Linked DNA regions of Mus musculus: region 1 is linked to region 2. Evidence: chromatin loops called from intact Hi-C (ENCODE). Cell type or tissue: heart. All regions are shown on one strand. Each heading gives the region's core, and the rest is flanking DNA. Links, peaks and the distances in the headings are about the cores only.

What was found. Peaks named below come from ENCODE experiments on the same cell type or tissue, not always from the same donor. Only the 100,000 strongest peaks of a DNase experiment are listed, where the experiment ranks them.
Region 1: a loop joins it to region 2, with 2.2 times the contacts of the local background. A loop is called at or near these places in 1 of 42 quality-filtered maps.

Annotation. Positions count from the first base shown.
Region 1 is chr5:38,778,083-38,787,847 of GRCm38, forward strand. Clnk (cytokine-dependent hematopoietic cell linker) reads right to left here. Exons shown (of 19, transcript NM_013748.3): 4 at 6,438-6,466. Among named protein-coding and RNA genes, the nearest start is that of Gm22779, 83 kb to the left of the region's middle. In heart, for the core only: a CTCF peak has its summit at 3,944 (motif pointing right); no DNase peak of the experiment used is centred there.
Region 2 is chr5:39,421,795-39,431,559 of GRCm38, forward strand. No RefSeq gene overlaps it. Among named protein-coding and RNA genes, the nearest start is that of Gm25377, 94 kb to the right of the region's middle. In heart, for the core only: no CTCF peak of the experiment used is centred there; a DNase peak (open chromatin) is centred at 4,417; H3K27me3 peaks cover 872 bases.

The DNA of each region.
Region 1 (9,765 bases), core at 2,710-5,209, 640 kb before region 2:
CACAGTATGTGTTGTATCTTTGGGGATGCCGTGAGTGAGATAAATGTCCTTGGCTTGCTGGGTCCTGCACAGGTCAGTTTTGCTTCAGCTAGTGGCAGAGAAGGGGATAGCAGGTCCCAAGGTCCTGAGGTACCTAGGAAGGCATTGGGTAAAGGTGCATTCACATCAAGTTGGGATGTGAACAACAAAGCTGCCTTGTTTTTATCTCACTCTGACATTTGTAGTCCATTCATTATAGAAGTGAGTCCTGACTAATTAATACACCCTTTTTTCATTAGCCCATAACACCCAGGAATGAAGCCAGGAGATACATTTTATAGTTACAGATCATGGCGCCTGCCCCTTGATAACACCTATAGCCCAGCATGTCACAGAGACTGGTGGTTTATGGCAAATGGCACACCACAAGAAGAGTCATGTTGTATTTGGCATGTGGCCCAGTGGAAATACCCTAGAATGGGGGCCAGTGACAGACTGACAGACTCCCAGGATCTCAAGTACACAGACTGGCCTCCTTCATTGACAGATAAGCTTGGATTTCACCCTTCCTCTAGCCAAGCCCCAGATCTCCACTACAGTGGTTCATTTTCTTTGGAACTCAAGCATTGACTGATCCTGTAGTTTAGACTATGAGTGCCTATGGTTCATGTGTGTGTGTGTGTGTGTGTGTGTGTGTGTGTGTGATGTGTGCCTGCATACTTGTGTGTATGTGTTAACGAAGTCTTTCTGAGGTTCAGCCTAGTCATTGGACATATGCCCTTGGAAGGGATTTTGGGACCCAGCCCCTATCCTTTCTCTCTTTGCTTCCATGCTGACACGAGGCAGGTAGCTTTGATTCACAATTGTTCCCGTCATGAAGGTCCTTCTCGCCACAGATCTAGAGCAATAGAGACACCTGACCAAGTACTGAACTCTCTGAAACTAAGAGCCCAGACAAACCTATCTCATCTTACGCTAATTGTCTCAGCTACTTTGTCACAGTGGCCAACAGCTAACATGGCTGGCTCATAGAAGAAAATAACAGAGGGAGAAAGCTGTTTAGTCATCTTCCACATTGGCTCACAGATGTGAGGGGTGCCATGAGGGGAGTTACTCATCACCCACAGGCTCTGATCAGCTCCAGGAAACACCACTTCTGTGTGTCCCTCAAAGAAAACACCCTTTAACAGAGAAAATTCCTTTGTCAGTTGTTTTTTAAGAGGGACGTGAAGATGAATTTGTGTGATGTAGGGGCCAGGGGTCTGCAGGGGACAACGACCTCAGCCCCACAGCCATCAACTTCCACAATTGACCTCTTGCTACCAGAAGCAGAGACAATGATGATGAAAGCACACGGCCAACACCTTTCAAGGTTAGCTCCATTGTCCATGGCACGTGGTGTATATCAGGTGTTTAAGCAATGAGAAATGAAAGAAAAAAAGGGGGCGGGAATTGATCAAAGGCAGGGCCCTCTGTAAACCTGAGGAATGGGGTCTACTTTTTGTACAACTTTCCAAGGTGCCATTCTTTCAACTTCAAGAACTAATGATGGGGAAGTTGCTGCCTTTGCATAATGCCAGACAGTCGTCAAGTTGGACATAGAGACTTAGATGCTGTTCACGTGTAGACCATCCTGGAAGCACAGTTATCTGGAGCTGCAAGCCTGGTCCATCTTCTAAGTTATTCTGGTTGGTTGCCATGGAGATAGCTACTGGTGAGGCTGTTAAAAGCAGGTCCCTGGACAGGATATGCTATGTAATAAATAAAATGGGAGGCCTACAGGGCTTTAAAGCTGTCTCTTCCCTCAGGAAGCAGGGCTGTTAACAGGTCTCAGACAGGTGCCTTATCCAAAAAAAAAAAAAAAAGTTTTTTATTTCTGTTATGGGAGAGTCAGGTGATTGGAGAGCAGAGCAGGGCACAATGTTTTGGGTTGACCCCGACCCCAGAGCTGCAGGCTACTGGTTAGACTTACCCAGATATGTACTGAAAACCAAAGGCTCAGAGATGGCCTCTGCAAATCTCTCAGTGTGCCAGAGCAAAGGCATCTGGGACCTCCCTGAATGTACTTGCCACTTGAGGTCTGCTAGGTTGCTGGCTACATGGTGCTATCTGTGGCCACAAATCCAAGTTCTGGTCAATGTAATTTAGGCAGCGAATCAACTCACAGCTTCCAGGAGCCTTTCTTAAGTTGTGACTCACTTTCTTATCTTCCTCTAGCTCTGGAGTGCACAGGCGTCATTATTGTGGGCTCATAGGGTTCAGGCCAACACAACTGAAGGAGCAATAAGATTGGGGGAATGTTTGGAATCACCAGGGCTCTCAGAAGCAGAGATACCCACAGGCCTTAGGCAGGTTATTTCTGGATTTGCCTTACGTAAGTAAAGAGAAATATATAATAACTATTTCTCATGGCTGAGTCTCTGCTGAAGTTTTTACATGGCTTGCAGCCTTCAATGTTTTAGCTCCTTAGAGATGTGAGCTTTGGAGTTTGCCAGTAACATAGTAGAGCCCCTAACCAAAGAAGGGAGAAAGGCAAAAATGTTTCAATGGGGGCTAATGAGATGTTTTAGGTTCAAATCCTCACCTGTCACTTTCTAACCATATGGGCTCAGGCAAATGCCCTCTCTTTCAACCGTGGTTAACTGATGTTACCCTGTGGAAGGGCTCAACAGTATATATCCCACATGGCTGCTGAGATGTTTTAGTCTATGTTATCCCGGTAGAAACTCACAGCTTCGAGACAGTGTGTGATTTCTTGGCTCAGTGCCCACGAACCATGTGTTGTCTTCTGTGTTTGTCTTTTCAAGTTCAGCCCTGCAGCCAGGAGTTTCTCACTCAGCCCAAGCCCATAGTCCCGCTGACCTTTCACAGAGATTCCTCAAGCCGGCTCCTCCTCGGCAGTGAAGCTCAGGGATTAGTGGCCACTAACTTCTGGTGATCCCTTTGGTAAGGGCCGAAAGACTGAGGTTAAAGTTGTTTGCTGTACAACCCAGAGTGCATTGTGGGGGGGTGGGGGTGGGGGCTGAGTTCTTCTCTGCTGCCTTCTTGCCCGCCCATCTAATTTCTCTTGGGCCCAGTTAATCTTACTTATATGTGAGTACAATGAAATCAATCCTACGCAAGGTTATAAGATGCCTGGCACACGAGAGAGAGAGAGAGAGAGAGAGAGAGAGAGAGAGAGAGAGAGAGAGAGAGAGAGAGGGAGAGAGAGAGAGAGAGAGAGAGAGAGCGCTTTACTGGGTCTTCCAGCTTTATTTGCTCATCTGCAGCCCCTTTGATACCAAGAACTGGCAATTCAGAAATCTCAAACAGAGAGAGAAAGCTCTCGCTGGAATCTGGGGCACAGACCCAATGTTCTCTGGAAAGGGGCCCCCTTCCCTAAGTTTTCATCTCTTCTTTTATAACGCACATTTCCTCGTTGGGTCGGTCAGACTTTAATGGTTTCTTTCTCTATTATTGTGGCTGTCCCATGGGCCAGGGGTAAAACTGGCTGACTGCTTAGACAGACGAATGAATGGGTGGGAAGGAGAGGCAGCCTACCCACACTCCTAGGAGCTCTTCAGGAGTCCTGGACTAACAGCGTGGCTGTCTAGACCACCGACAGAAGCTTCTAGATACCTGGAGCTTTCTTTCCTGTCTCTGTCTCAGCAAGTGGTTCTCTAAGGCACAGTCTACAGCTTCCTGCACTGGAGTTACCCTGGCAGAAGCCCTGCTTCCTTGGATGCAGCAAAGGCCAGCCAAAGTATAAACCCCAGGGCGGGCTGTGGACTGTGGATTCTTCTGCTGTGCTTGAATCTTGAAGGCAACTCCACAAACTGTGTTTTGCGCTTCCAGGAATGTGGCGAGAGCCTCACTCCGGCTCAACTGTCTTCTTGATTTATTCCTATCCAGTTAGTGTTCTGAAGTCTTGGGAGACTAGGGTTGCTAGCCTGCTCATTTAGCAGTTGCTGCAATGCATAGAATCTGCCAGCAGAGGGCACTAGAGGCCCACATATTTTGTACCTGCTGGTTTGGCTCCCAGTCTTAAAAATCTTTATTACTTTTTCTTTTTAAAGTAGGGGGGATATGAACTTTTAACACTGGTTACCTTAGAAAACTAGAATAAAAAACCCCAAATGTTTTCCCCAAAAGAAATTTCTTGTATCTTTAATAGAATCAACAAATATCTTACATTTCCTCATCCCCAAGCCTATAGAGACTTAGGACGGAGGGACACACTTTCCAAATAAGGTAGTCACTTGTCCACAATTTCATTCCTTAGGCACAGGAAGGAGATAACTCATGAGTTCATCTTGTTGGGCAATGTAGCACCATGCATGCCACTGAGGGGCAGCTACATTGACCCATCATTCACACGCCACACTGTATCTGTCCATGGAGGACTTTGTTAACATTCAGCTATTGAGACATTGTTTCTACTATATAAAAATGGATGTTTCTGTGGAAGGAGTTATAAGATGCAGACATTCAAAATAGAAGCAGTGTTGCTTCACTGACACAACTGATACAAACGATTGGCTGCAGACATCTTCACACTGACACACACAGATACAAATAGAAGGATATATACAGACACCCACACTGACAACCACAGACAGACAGGCAGACAGAGAGACACACAGACACACAAACAGATAGACATACTGACAGATACACACAGATATATAGATAGAGACACAACACAGCAGTGTGTATCTTTTCATATTGTGAACATCCTGTGAGACACACACATACACATACACACACACACACACACACAGCCACTCTTCACCATATGCATCAGTATACCTATTCACACTGTGCACACTCTTTTCTTGCCTGCTCCTTTATGAACAAGCTGTCAACAATTTCATGAGCACAAATGGGCTTCCCCCAGTTAAGGCTGCAAAGCACCCGCTCTCATGGATGACCTACTATGTTTTTAACGAAAACATAAAGAAAACATAGGGCAAACATAGGGGAAAATGCAAGCACCATAAAAAACCTAGGGTGTGTGTGGCTGTCTTGAGAGGGCCATTCTCCTGTGTACACCTTCATGTGTGTCCTTAGTTACTTCAAGTCTGTCAGAGTGTTTCAGACATTCCAGTGGCCTGTGATAGTACCTATGTCTGGGCAAGCCATTTTTTTTTTAAATCTCTGTTGATTTCTTAAAAATCTTTCTTTCCTTTATGTTTCTATATAGCTAGCTACACTGACATGGCTTCCAGGTTACCAGCTCATGTATCCAACAAACAGCTTTATTGCTCTGGACAAAGCCCCTTCCAATGTCCTAGTCTCTTCCAGGATTCCCGTGGATGATGGGAGAGGATGAAAGGTGTTGAAAAGATTGCATATTTGAGACCAAAGACTCTAGAACAGTTTGGAGGCATCCACCTCAGAGGACTCATACCTGGAGGGGAACACACCAGGGCAGACGGAGGGAAGGAGGCGGATGCTGAGGATCATCCACTGGTTAGCCTCTCACTTCACTTTGGGACCTTGGCTTTTGTGCTACTGTGTTGCAGCCCATGTTGGGTGCAGGGTGCATGCCGTAAGCTGACCCGCAAGGCACCTCTCCACACCAGGTACAGAGTTCTCTAAGATTTGCCCATTTCCTTGACATTTCTTCTAGCCCACTGTTCCATTTCTCTCTTGTTTCAAGCCTCACATCTAAGTCCCAATTTTCTAGTGGAGTTCTATGGGATTTCCTATTTTTCTATTGCACCCATTTTGGGGGTGGGAGAGAAACCCGTCAAAGAGAGTTTAGTTGACTGGGTGCTAGTGAGTAGCTCAGATCTGTACCTACTTCACAGAGGAAGGAACTTGGGCTCAGAAAGCAGCCCTCTGCTCAAGGCTGCACAACTAATGAGTGAGCACTGGGATCCCCACACATCTGCAGATTTGTGGGCCTGACAGACCGGCTGTGCTCTGGGGCAGCTGGAGGGAAAGGCTGCAAGAAGTTGGTGCATGTTACCGGGTGCCATTCTTGTCAGTGGAAACACAGCCATCTGAGATGAGTGAGTTTTCTGAAAGCTAGGCTAATGTGTTTTCCTGGCCTGTCGTCCAGAACTACATTGGAGTGATGCTCCAGATGTCTGAGGCTAGACCACAGGGGGTCTGTAGCTTCTGTCCTGGCCCATTGAGTTGCTGTTCTTTGGGCTTTCTCTCTTGGTGTTATAAGCTGAACCCAGCTCAAGGGCTCTAGCCTTCCAGTTGTCAATGTCCAAGTACCAGTCACCTTAGTGAAGGACATCCCCCAGCTGTCTGAGTCTTCTCCATAGAGGCCCAGACATTAGAGCTGGGCAGAGAGAGAGAGAGAGAGAGAGAAAGAGAGAGAGAGAGAGAGAGAGAGAGAGAGAGACAGCCACCGCTCCTTCACATGTACATCAAAGAAAGAAAGTCAGAAAAGAATAGATAGGAAAGCCCAATGGGCTAGACTGTCATCGCATCACTTAGAGAACACAGGACGCAAAACTCACCTTTGGCACTGCTGAGGCTTGGCCATGACCTAGGGTAGGAAAGAGAACAAACATGAGCATTGGCTACCGAATCCATCATGGGCTCCAAAAGAATGAACACTCGAAAGATGCATGCCATGGTTGATTCTGTGCAGCCTGGGCAAGTGTGTTCATATGTGTGCAGGTGCACAGGCACGAGTGTCCATGTGTAAACAGTTGTACTTGTGTATGGATGTGTACCCTTGTGTGAGCATGTATGTGGAGGCCAAAGGACACCTCAGCTTGTCCCTCGGTTGGCTTTGACATTTGGAGACAGGATCTGTCGTTGGGGTGGAGCTCACCAGGTAGGCCGGGCTGTGGCCAATGAGCCCCAGGGACCATCTCATTCCTATTTCCCCAGTGCTGGAGTATAGTCACCTAGTCACCTACTCCTGCTTCCTGCTTGTTAAAAACTATTTATGTATGTATGTATGTATGTATGTATGTATGTATGTATGTATGTGGGTTAGAACTCAGGTTTCTGCAAGGTAAGCACTTTATCCTCTGAGCAATCACCCACCCAGCCCCCGGTCTGTGTAATACAAGCATGAAGCAAGCTCTTCATGTTTATATAACTGTAGGCTTGAGGTAACATTTTATTAGAGATGGTATAGAAAATAGAAGACATATGTAAGAAAAAAATCATTAAAAAAAAAAGAAGAAAAAAATCAATACCGTGTTCCTATGTGTATGTGTCTGTAATGAGGATACAAGCATACTTTTATAATCAAAACAATGTATTAATGTATATGCATGAATAATGTGTGTGTGTGTGTGTGTGTGTGTGTGTGTGTGTGTAGTTGCCACGGCACATATGTAGGGATCAGAGGACAACTCTCTGGACTTGGTTATCTACTTCCACTCTACCATGACAAGGTACCTCATTTCTCTGCTTCCTGCTCTAGGATGACCTGTCCTAAGAGCTGCCAGGCAATGCCCCTGCCTCCACTTCTCATCTCCCCTTAGTAGGGCTGCAATTACAGATGCCAGTCACAGCACTAGGCTTTTTGGGTGGGTTTCGGGCATGGAACTCAGGTGGTCAGGATAGCATCAGTGCTCTATGCACACATTAAGACACATAGGTGTTTAGATGTCTTCATGTGAGTGTGACACTCTATTCATTACGCAGTGTTATTGAAAAACACATTTGTTGGCCACTGTGGCCCTTTTGGAGAGGATTTAGGCTCTTGCTAATTATTGAGCATTGTAAACAAGATTGCAAAACCCGTCCTTTCTTGCATTGCAGTCTCATCTCTGCACATCTCGGCGGGCAGACAGTTATCCAGTCCAAAGAAAACACCAGAGTGGGGCATTCTCAGTCCCTGGTTGCACATTCCTCAGATGCTTTCTGGATGGCTTTGTATTGATTCATATTAACTTATGTTTTTACCCATTGAACATGAAGTGGCTGCCCGCTGTGTCTCACCACCACGATCCGTGTTCCAACCCCACTTTACCTATTTGACACTTGATCCTCATTGCTCCAATTTTGTTTCTGAGATGGCTACCACGTTTGAATAATTACACGCCTCTCCTCTTTGGTAAGTCACTTGGGCACATCTTTGTTCATTTTCTGATGCTAAGTTCTTGGCGTAGCCACAAACGTCACCCTTGGACAGCGTTCCCTTGGGTGTAACTTTTCCCTAGATTTGGCTTCTGGCCGGGAAAAACCCCAGGGCAATGGAAAGCTCCAAGGACTGCTGCTTCCGTGAGCTGACTTGTTTGCGCCTTTAATAACCGCTGGCCCTCTCTGCACACCTTTCCTCCGAGGCGCTCTAAGTGCGTCACAGCTGCAATTAATTGAGCATCGCAACACACATTGCGTGTAAATATTTATGAGGCCTATCTGTGGCTGGGATGTTGGGCACACAATAGTTAAGCAATGAAGCATTAGTAACCAGGAAACGGGAGCTTAGGAGTCCAGATGCTGCCTGTTCGGATACTGCCCCTTTCCTAACTTCATCTTCCAAATGACCTTGGGGAGCCGATGCCCTCCCAAACAAGCAACAGGGCACAGGGATGCACAAATAGCCCAATCCAGGCAGTCGCCGAGAGGCAAGGAAATTGCTTTAAGCTCTGCTGCTACTCCAGCCTGGCTGTCTCCCTACCCAAGCCTGTGGGATGTGCTGAGTCTCACGGGGGAGCCACGATGCATCTGCAGCCCAGAGCCCTGTGGTTAGCAGTTGGTGCCCTTTCAAGTACGCTGAGCTTCAGCAGAAACGAACAGTAAATTACCTAGTGGGACGAAAACTCTGTATGTGGAGCCTGCTAACACACTCCTGTCCACCCTAGATACATGACCTCTCCCCGCACCCCCACCGGAGATCATGGCGTCCAGATATGTAACTTATGACATGTGCAATATAGAAGGAGTTTCTACGACCGTGGCCAGTGAGTTCATTAGGAATGGAGCAAATATCCAAGGGACTGACTCCAGGCTGGGATTCTAAAGTGGGCCAGATGTAGGTAAGAACTTCTGTGCCAAAGGCAAAGTCTTCTGCAGGAACCAGGGAGGACTCTCAACACCCACTGCCTTCTGCCTTTGGCCTCCCCAGGATCTTAGAATGGAATGCTAGGCAGGAGAGTTGAGACCTGAGCCACGGTAGTGTTCTTTCTCTCCCTGGACTCTGGGATGAGGCCTTTTGGTACACAAGTGAACAAAAGATGACAAAAAAACATTGCTCATCTGTCTACCTGTCTGCCTGTCTGCCTGGGCACTGAGCAATCTTTTCAGCACAGGTTAGCACACTTACACTTATCTTCTCAATTTCTCTTTTCCCTCGAATGCATTTTTTTTAAGTTTAGATTTATGGATTGATCATTTAATAGATTTTTTTTGAGACAAGTTCTCTCTATGGTCCAGTTGGCCTTGCTTTGAACTCCCCATCTCCTGTTTCAGCCCCCCAAGTGCTGGGACTACAGATAGGTAACAGCCCAGTCCCCACTTTTCCTTTTGACTTCCAGAAAGCCATAGGTGTTACTACGCAGGTGCTGTGAAGAGCCTAGTGCTATCCAGCACTGCTGTTCTGATGACAGAGAAAGGAAGGGTGGCTGCCCGGGGGCAGGAGGAGGGTGGAGCATTTAAGGGTACAGTGTTTTGGTTTTTACAAGAAAATAGGTCTTAGGGGTAAGGTTTAGTAGCTGCAGCATGTGCATAATTAACAGAGCTGTGTGCACAGCTCGAATGTTTGAGAGCTGATCTCATGTTATGGGTTTTTATGTCATACCAAGTAATAGTTACACACAGAGATGGGAGAACATGTTTGGAGGCAGTAGATACCGGTTTCTGCCATAGGTTTTAAGCCAATGA
Region 2 (9,765 bases), core at 3,089-5,588:
ACTAACAGAGCAGAGCAGAGGGCCTCATCACAGCACAGGCTGGACACACAGTGAGTGTGGGCTTCTCAGCTAGGAAGGATAGGGAAAATTAACATCCTTACTTCACACTCAAAACTGCCTCTTAACAAAATTAGAAGCAAGAAGGAAGACCAGGGAACTGTACCAGAGTCTAAAATGTCTTTAGCATACCACCAAGTGTCATACAGTAACAGAAATCCTAGTGAGCTGGCAAAGTAGTATATACATGGAAAAAAATCACACAACTCCCCAGTATCCTCTGAGAACTATGTAGTGACTTGTATAGTACCCAATACCAAGCTACTGATGACAGCACAAACTCTTTTTCTGAAGGAAACATGGGAGATCCAGTATCCTTGAGCACCGAGTAAGATGGAGGATGCCTCAAACCTAGATGCCAGACATTAAACCTTCAAATGAGACCATCAGGGGTTCAAGCCACAGTCTGTCTCTCACTGAATGGGAAACCATTGGTGCATCACTGAGCCATTCTAGCCTTTGTCATATTGTCTAGGAGATGGTGAAGTTAATGTGCTTCTCTTAAATGTCAATGCATTAAGCCAGTCATGATTTAATTTCTAGGTACAAAATTGATTTTCAATAAGTATGTATTCACATTTTCTTTTTCATAAAATGCTGTGACTTTAGTATCAAATGATCAATTTGAGCTTATTGAGGGCTACTTGGTTAACACTGTATAGTATAACAATCAGTTTTTTTTTCCCCAAACAGTCTCAATGAGCCACAGTTCCATCAATAATTCATTAAGGGCCACATGATGTGGGTTTGAATCACAGTTCCAACATAAACAAGAGAACATGGGTTACTTTGGGCAAATTGATACTCTTTTTTGTTTCTCCATTTTCTCATCTTTAAAATGGGAATGAGTATTTATTTTATGTATAGGATCCTGGGGAGAATTAAATGACATAGAACTTACAGAATCCCTTCACACACACACGCGCGTGTGCACACACACACGTGCACACACACACACACACACACACACACACACACACACACACACACACATTTAAAAGCAGGTTTATTGGGAAGATGTTCTAAAGGGGCTGATTTAGGAGCCCCAAGGAAGGAGGCCAGTGAAGTTGCCCTGGGGTGGGGAGGGGGGTAGCAAGACGAGAAAAGGAAGAGGAGAGAACAAACTTACAGGATTCTTAAGAGATACAGGCACAGAATAGGGACTTTATGTGTGTTGGCTAAAATAAATCACTGAGGGACTTAGCAACACATATCCCAACCCACTGACAAAGCGAGACACTGGCAAAACTGTCTTTCAGTGGAATGATTCACTACTGACAGGTGTAGTCTTCTCCTTGGACGGAGCAGGAGGTTGGGTAGTGTCCTGGGTGGGGGCTTTTAGTATGACTTAGCATGATCCACACTGTAGGCAAGACTCCACTCGGATTTTCTAGCAGAGAAAAAAACCAAATGTTTATAACTTATATATTTATTACTCAGTAGAGTTGTATGTGAACTACTGAAGCTTTCTTCAAGAGTTCAGTGAAGCAAGAATTCATTTACAACTAGAAGAATGGGAGGACTCCACCCTGGGAGAGAGAAAAGGGGGAAAGGGAGATGAACTTTCTGTCTCAATTTCTTTAGTGAGGACTGAAATCAGTCAGTGCTGCTGGGGTAGTCACAGAAAGGCTTCCTGGAGGAGGCAGGCTAGCTTCAGGATGGAGAAATATCAATATTTGGGATAAGGAGTATCTTGACACTGGATGTTAAAAAGGAAGAACCTAGGAATGATGTAGACTTCCTTTCCCATGCTCCTTGGTCAGTCTCTTCCATATCACTGAGCCTCTCCTTACCTCCAGAAAAGACATAATACTCGTGCATCACAGACAGGGGGCAAAAACTTGCAGAAGCTCTTCAGGAGAGAAGAGATCTGCAAAACTCTGCCACCCAGACACTAGTTACAAACCTGCTCCCTGAGTGAATGTCAGCTCTCTCTAGCATGCAGCTGTCAGCCTCCGGGAGAGGACGTGGCTCACATCAAACTCTTTATGTGTCCATAAACAAGAAGAAATAGCCCATTATCCTGCGTATACCCAGAGAACAAAGAATGCTTTATTGAGTTTACCTTGTTCTCATATCATTATGTTTTCTTTCGGCAATGGCCACTGAGCTGTGTAATGGCTGGTGGTTATAGAGCACGTAATAAAGCTTATTAGTGTAATAGCTCGCGAGGAACAATAGGAGAGAAAGGTCGACACGAAATGCTTCAACAGGGACCTGAGGATTTTGATTTCAAAATTAGGCCATTGAAGGGAAGATCAGGTTCTCCTCTTTACATTGGTGCAACATTAAGACTAAGCTTAGAAGAAATGCTTCTAAGTGTGTCAAATAAAAGAATCTCAAATGGTTGAGGGAACAAACATCAAACTGATGTTCTGAGATGTTAAGGTCCTGCCTGATAGGTGGATGTGGCATGCAAGCCTTGCTGGGACATTGAAACTGAAGAAATAAAACTCATCTTAGACACTGCATGATTTAATTATTGCACCAACAGAGCAACTGCAGGGTCAAGACTTCTGAAGGCTAGTACCCCAAGGTTTCCATGGGGTACCACTTGGAATGTGTGTGTCTACATCTGTTGGTAGTTCTGTTCTTTATTATGGTTTCTCAATAGATATTGAGGTCATGTGCTACATTTTTACCTCCAATGTGGGCATTCAGAGGGGAGTTTTCAGATATTTTCATTCCACTATATGATAACTAGTTTGTAACTCATTTTCTCAGAAGGATAAGAGTAACAATCAAAAGCTGTCCAAAAATTCTTGGCTGCTGACATCATGTCAGCTACATCCTTACCTGATTGTTCATTGTTCTGTTTCTATAGATCCCTTAAAGCTAATTCCTTTCTACCATGGATCTAATATAGATTGCAAATGGATAGGCTTCATAGTGGTGAATGTCCTGAGGATGTGTGGCTTGAGACAGATAGCTCCAACCAGGCTTCCACTTCTGGGTCTTCAGGACCACCTTCTATTTATTCACATCAGGAAAAGAAGTAAGACAGTGTTTTCACTTCTGAGAAGTGTGTGTGTGTGTGTGTGTGTGTGTGTGTGTGTGTGTGTGTGTGTGTGTATGCGTGTGCATGTGTGAGCATTCACACAGATAATGGGCATCATAGTTTGGTGGGATGTGATAAAAGTGTGGTACCATTGTGCTGCTTGGAGGGCATATGAGGGACTTCTAGGAACCGATGCTTAGTGGGAGGTGATTAAGCTTTTCAGAGGGACTGACATTTTTCTATCAGATGTGCTTCCTGGACCCTGTTGTTATAGAAAGCCTCAAGTCCAGAGGTAGACGATAAGCATATCTGGACATGTGTCCCCTCCTCTCTACCCACAACAAAGCCTGTCATTTCCTCTGTAGTACTCGGTTCTCTTCTCTGCCACATTGGAAAACACTCAGAACTACTTACCAGACCAAGCCATTTTACATTCTAGTTACCAATAAGTCAAATAAGCATCTTTACCTAAAAGAGCTAGCATCATAACCAAGAGCATAATATAAAATAATTTTAAAGGTTCTCTCCAGTGCCATGCCTTTTGCGATGCATTGTGGTGCTGAAGATGCAGGGAAGTGGCCTGCATACTCCCTACCTTTGTGTTCTGGCTGTGACTTTCTTGTCAGATGGTTTGATCTCCATATGACCCAGGTACTCTGCAGCATGGTGTTAGTCTTGATTCCTAACCTCTAGTGCTATTGTCACAATCCAACAATGTTAGCTCTGAGGGTCCTCAGAAGAGCACCTAGGGGAGTGTTCAACGACTTTGCATCTGTTGTTATCATTATGATTATGGCTGTTACTGTTACTAACTGGCGCCGTCTTGGCTTCCAGCTCGAACTCCCCACACTGTGTGAAGTGAGGCATACACGCTGAACAACTCCAAATTGCTTGTGCTCTTTCAAGTCATTTCACACGCGTTCACAGCTTTTGCTCAGCTTTCAAATTGCCGTCTCTTGTTTTCCCAATGTACAGTGTTACCCTTTAAAAACCAGAGCGCAGACCTCATTGGTCTGGAAGATTCAAGAAAACTGAGAAATGCTCTAGGATCCCATTTCCATGATACTCTCCTGTCCCTGTCCTGTTTTCTGTTCTTCATCTGACCAGGAAGGAGCTGGGAGAGCTGAGGGATGGGAGAGAATGGAGCTGTGCTCTCTTATCCTGGGGAGAAGAATAGGTTTCCTTCCATACTGTTAAGGTTGTGACTGCCTTCCTCTTAAATGGCTTCCATGGGTTCAGAGCCAAGCTGGCGCATCACGTGTAAAGAGTCATGCAGAGCCTCTGATGTAAAAATCTCAGCTCCATAGCACTGCAAGAGGAATTCTGCATGGAAGCCCTGCAGAGTCCTCTGGGGAGAAGAAAACACCCAGCTGGGCTCAGCTGGGAGTTCAGGAAGCAGCTGATTATCACCCCCTGCTGTGGATGCTGGTAGCTGTCACAGCCTTGGACTCTGAAAGAACACAACCATCCAGAGCTGCTTCTTAGGAGGTGGGTGTGAACCAGCGCCATATTCCACAGTTTCAACAGATGTCAGATTTCTGAAGGTCACATAGCCAACACTTAACAAGAATTTTATATGTTCATTTCTAAGGTAGAGGGTACTTGTGATGGTCAAGTTTGCTTGTCAAATCCACTTAGTTTAAGGAATGCCTATCTGTTCAGCCTTTCCAGAGAACATTAGCTCCTGCAGGGGCTGCTCTGAATGTGGGTGGTAGCATCCCATGGGCTCTGGACTAGTGTTCTGAACCATAATAAAGTACAAAAGGAAAAGGCCAGCTGAGAGCCAGCATTCTCCTTTCTCGGTAATTTGCCCAGATGTGCAGGCTCCTACTATATCCAGGAGCAAGTCCTGTTACTATGGTTTCCCCTGAATCATGAGCTAGAATAAACTTTTCCTTTCTTAAATTGCTTCTTGTCAGGTATTTGGTCCCAGCAAATGAGAAAAGCAACCAGTGCAATACTGCTTCAGCAGAGGGCTAGTTTGCACAGAGGCCATTTCTAAGTGGAATTCACTCAGTAAAAGAATGGAATGACAAAGGGTCATATATAGCTACGTCAAAAATAAAATACCTTTTTTTTTAATCCATAGAGAATTATGACTAAACTCATTGTAGCAGTGGCCATTAAATGTAAGTTCAAGACCCATTTCTAAGAGGCAATGCACACATGTGGTATTGAGGTAATACAGGTCCAGGTTAGGGTGCCCAGGTCCCATAGTCAATTCTTCCCAAAGTAATGTATATTTGGCTAACAGACAATTCAACTAGTGTCTTCCCAGAAACCTAGCAACAGAGACCTAGCAATAGCTCACAATATCATGTACTGTCAGGTGTGAGCAGATGTATAAGAAGGACTAGTCAGCTACCCCAGCTGTCTGTCTCCATCTTCTTTCTTTCTCTGTTCCTACTCATCCCTAGCTGGCTTCTCTCTCTTTTATTCTCTCGTCTCTCTCCTACTGTTCTTCTCTGTCTCTTCCTCTTTCTAGGTCCTCATTCTCCTCCCTTCCTTTTTATACTAGACCTGTTATGTGGCATGACTGTTCAGGGGGCATCTCAGCATGGTCCTTCTGAGACACTCCCTCTCCTGTCTCAATTGTACCACATTATACCATGTTACAAGACATAACAATGTAATAGTCCTAGGTTTTCTATACTCTAGTGTTATTCTGCATGTGAAGTAGGGGTATCTTTCTCTCATGAGACAGACATGATTCCTAGCATGGGGATGTATATAAGATACTACAAAGTATATTTACCCTGCAGGTGTGTTATTGACTGCAGTTACCTCAGAGAGATATTCTCTAGTAGTTAAACATGATGCTTAAAAAACATCTATCAGTGAAATAGGGAAGCTTTCCCCAACTTCAGACTTGTATGTTGTCACTCCCTACTCCAGCCAGATGTTCTTGGTGATCTTTAGTGCTACATAAGGCCGTGGTCTTATCATGAAATGCATTTGTTTCCATAGTATTAACAAGGAATTTAACATGTTTATAGAGTGGTTTTGCCAGCATGAGTTTCGATGCACAAGCAGAATTATTGGAAATTTCCTCTTTGGCAAATTCTCTTTAAACCTCTCTTATCTCTACATTTTGGCTTGATTCTGCCATAATTATGTTTATTTACTTGCATGATATGATCCTGTATTAGGTTCGGTACACAGAATCTTCCAGAATTGGAGTCTTTTGCTCATCATCTGGAAAATTTGTAAGGAAATAGGAGTCAATTTATCTAACCCAAATATTCTTAATTCTATCACATTCTACATACACATCTATAATGGTAGGTAATCTACTTTTGAGAAAATGTGGAGTTCTAATGTTTGCTCCCTCATCTCAGCACACCCGTTGTGTACAAATGTGCACATGTCATTCAAAATACATCAGGGAATGTACACATATTTTCTGAAATGCAGCAATCTCCACTTATTAATCTCTATATCTTTCATACTTGACTCGTAATGGTATCACTAAGTATATGTTAATGAATTGATAGCTCAGTGACTGACTGCAAGATCTGTTCATCTGAGCGCTAAGAATAACAGCGTAAGTTTGAGGAAAGAATTTAGACAAAGCAGAAGTGTAAGCATCAAGGTTTTATTGTAACATATAATGTTACAAGCACTAGCAGGCAAAGAGAGGAAGAACACTGGACCTACCCGCATTATGTAAGAGGATCTGCATAAATGAACAGAGCAGAACCAGAATCTGAATCACACTTGACCAGTGGTTGGGCTCAGATTGAAGACAGTATGGAACCCATATGTAGACAGAATTCTACTCTGACTATCTACTTAGCACTGTAACATATCCTATTCTACTGATCATCTATAGGTGCAGAGAAAAATCTACTTGGTTTTCCCCTTTGACATTCCCTTCAACAATCATTTCAGTGATCATCTCACTCTACTTCTGCTTGCACCTTATCTTAGTTAAAGCTTCCATTGCTGTGAAGAGACACCATGGCCAAGGCAACTCTTATAAAGGACAACACTTAACTGGGGCCGGCTTTCAGGTTTATAAGTTCAGTCCATAATCATCATGGCAGCATCCAGACAGGCAGGCATAGTACAGGAGAAAGTGAGAGTTCTACATCTTCATCCAAAGGAAGGCAAGAGCAGAATGTCCTCAGGCAGCTAGGAGGAGGGTCTCAAAACCCACCCACACAGTGACACACTTCCTCCAACAAGGCCATACCTCCTAATAGTGCCATTCCCTGGGTCAAGCATATTCAAACACACCTGTTCTCATTTCCCTTTCATTTTAAGGCCTCTTCATTCCCAAGACACTAGCAAGCTGAGCTCTGAGAGTTCCCCTGTGTCCCATCCTGTGCCAGTCCTAGCCTACAGAGGAGAATCATCACAGAGTGCCTGATGAGGCTCTCAGCAGAGCATTGCTGTGGCCTTGGTGGATGGGGTGCCTTATGAGTCCCACTGTGGAGTAAAATACTCTGGAGGGGTGTGCACCCTCCTATACTCTATTGAATCAGCATGCTCACTTAACCCTGCCGGTTCATTTTCTCTTGTGCCATCTGCTAAGCCAAGTCAGGCATTCCCACAGTTTAGTTTAGGCCAATTCAATAGTCTTTATATTATTCCCTTGAACTTATTTATTTATTTATTTATTTATGCCAGGAAGTTAAATTCAAAGTACAGAGAATTTGCATTCAATTAAAAAATACCTCTTTGGACTTAATATTTGACCCTCCAATGAAGGATAGCATAAATTAATCACTGGTAGTGTGTAATAATCCTTAAAGCTTCCAAGCACATTCTCCCTTCCCTCCTGTACCAGACTGAATGCATCCCTATTGGATGCTAGTAGAATTTGTAACTGAATCCATCCTGCATCAGGACTAGTCTGGTAAACATGAGGCTTCTACAACACCATCTTATCTAGGAGAATAACAGGGCACCAACAGGTTGGTGGGGTGAAAGGGGTCTAGAACTCTAAACTTTAGGTCTTCCAATTCTCTTATTTTGGGTTATGGTCATTTTGATTTTTTTCTACAGTGAGAAAGTATATTTCTATTCCGAGGTTTTTAGAAGAGTCAAGAAAGATGATTAGATGCTGAACTGATGTTTTTTAATTTCACAAAGAGCTTTGATCTAATTAGTGTATCTCGAGGTGAACATTTCTCATGCTACATGGCAGGAGCTCTGTGTCGCCATTCTGAAGTTTAGGGATACAAAGTTTTGCAGTCCTGGCCCTAAGCTCAGCTTGACAGACCCATCTTAATTAAGCATTAGATAACCATCCATAACTGAATCTGTTTTTAATCCACAGGAAATAAAGTCTCTCTATGAGCCAGAAAAATAAATCACTTAGCTCTATATTTAGTATTTATCAAATTATTTACAGTTTTTAATTACCATTCAGCCAGATTCACATAGCCTAGCCATAGTCAGATATTATACATATCTACTCATACGCATATGGTATCTTATATGTTTTAGTTGAAACGTCAAGTTTGCAAGTGTGCCCTCTTTTATCAGGACCTGGTCCTTAGTAAACAGAAATGAAATAATCCATAATAAGCTGCTTCATTGACCCACAGACTTCTTGTATCTCTAGCTTACTAAGAATGATGTGTTCTTAAGAATGAAAAAAAGAACATATATTAAAGATGGTATGAGACAAGAGAACACATATAGCATAAATCAGGAAAAGAGGTAATAGCATAGAAGGGTAGCAGTGAGTCAGGGGACCAGGGGACTAGGGACAACTGAGAAAAGAGAACCAACAAGATCAAACTGTGTTTATAAGTGCCAAAATTGAATTCTAATACTTTGCATTAAAATATTAACAAAAAGAAATAAAATTTCTCCTGTAAATATATATAGACACACACAGGGGTATCATATTTATATAGGATCCTTGTTTTCTGAGTTCATCCCCAGGATCTCAGAGGTCACAGCTCCAAAGGTTTAGAAAGCCCTGAGTGATGCTTTATTTATCCATGTGGAGAAGGTTGTGAACACATTCAGAATGTAGTAGTTACAGAATTATGGAGATTTATGCCCATACTCTTAAAGAAAAACCTCAAGTGTTTGCCAAAATATATCCACTGAGCTGGTAACACATGAACCTTTGAGGATGAAGCCCACGTTGAAATGGAGACTCCAGGATGATGGAGATGCCAGACACATGGGACCTCTGACAAAGAAAGGTATGGGTGCTGAGTGGAACTAGTCAAAGAAAGAGGTCATAGAGATATGCCTGGGAAGATCATAGGGGTGGGTTTTGCCAAGCCTTTTGGAGCTCACATGAGGGTGGACATGACTGCAGGATTTGGTATGTGCCTTGCTGGGTTTCAATATTTTTGGGGCTCAATTATTTTTTTCTAGGATTCACATCCTCCTTTTTGGGAATGGCAATGTTACTTTGTGCCATTGTATGTTGGAAGTATGTAACATGCCTTTTTACTTTTTTCGAGGCTCAAGGCTGAGGTTTCTCTATGAATATCAGCTTGGCATCTAAACTTGAGCCTTTGAACAGTGCCTTTGAACATCAGAGTTCAGAGTATATTTGGTCATGACCCTCTAGTCTCCAGGAGCAGAATATTTTAGTTGAATCTGAAATATTTGTTATGATATCATTTTTTTGAACACTTGGTTCCTAAACTGTGGCACTATTTTAAGAGGTTCTGGAAAGTTCTGGAGTTAGGGCCTTGCTGAAACAGTGAGTCACTTGGGGAACAACTTTTGGGAGT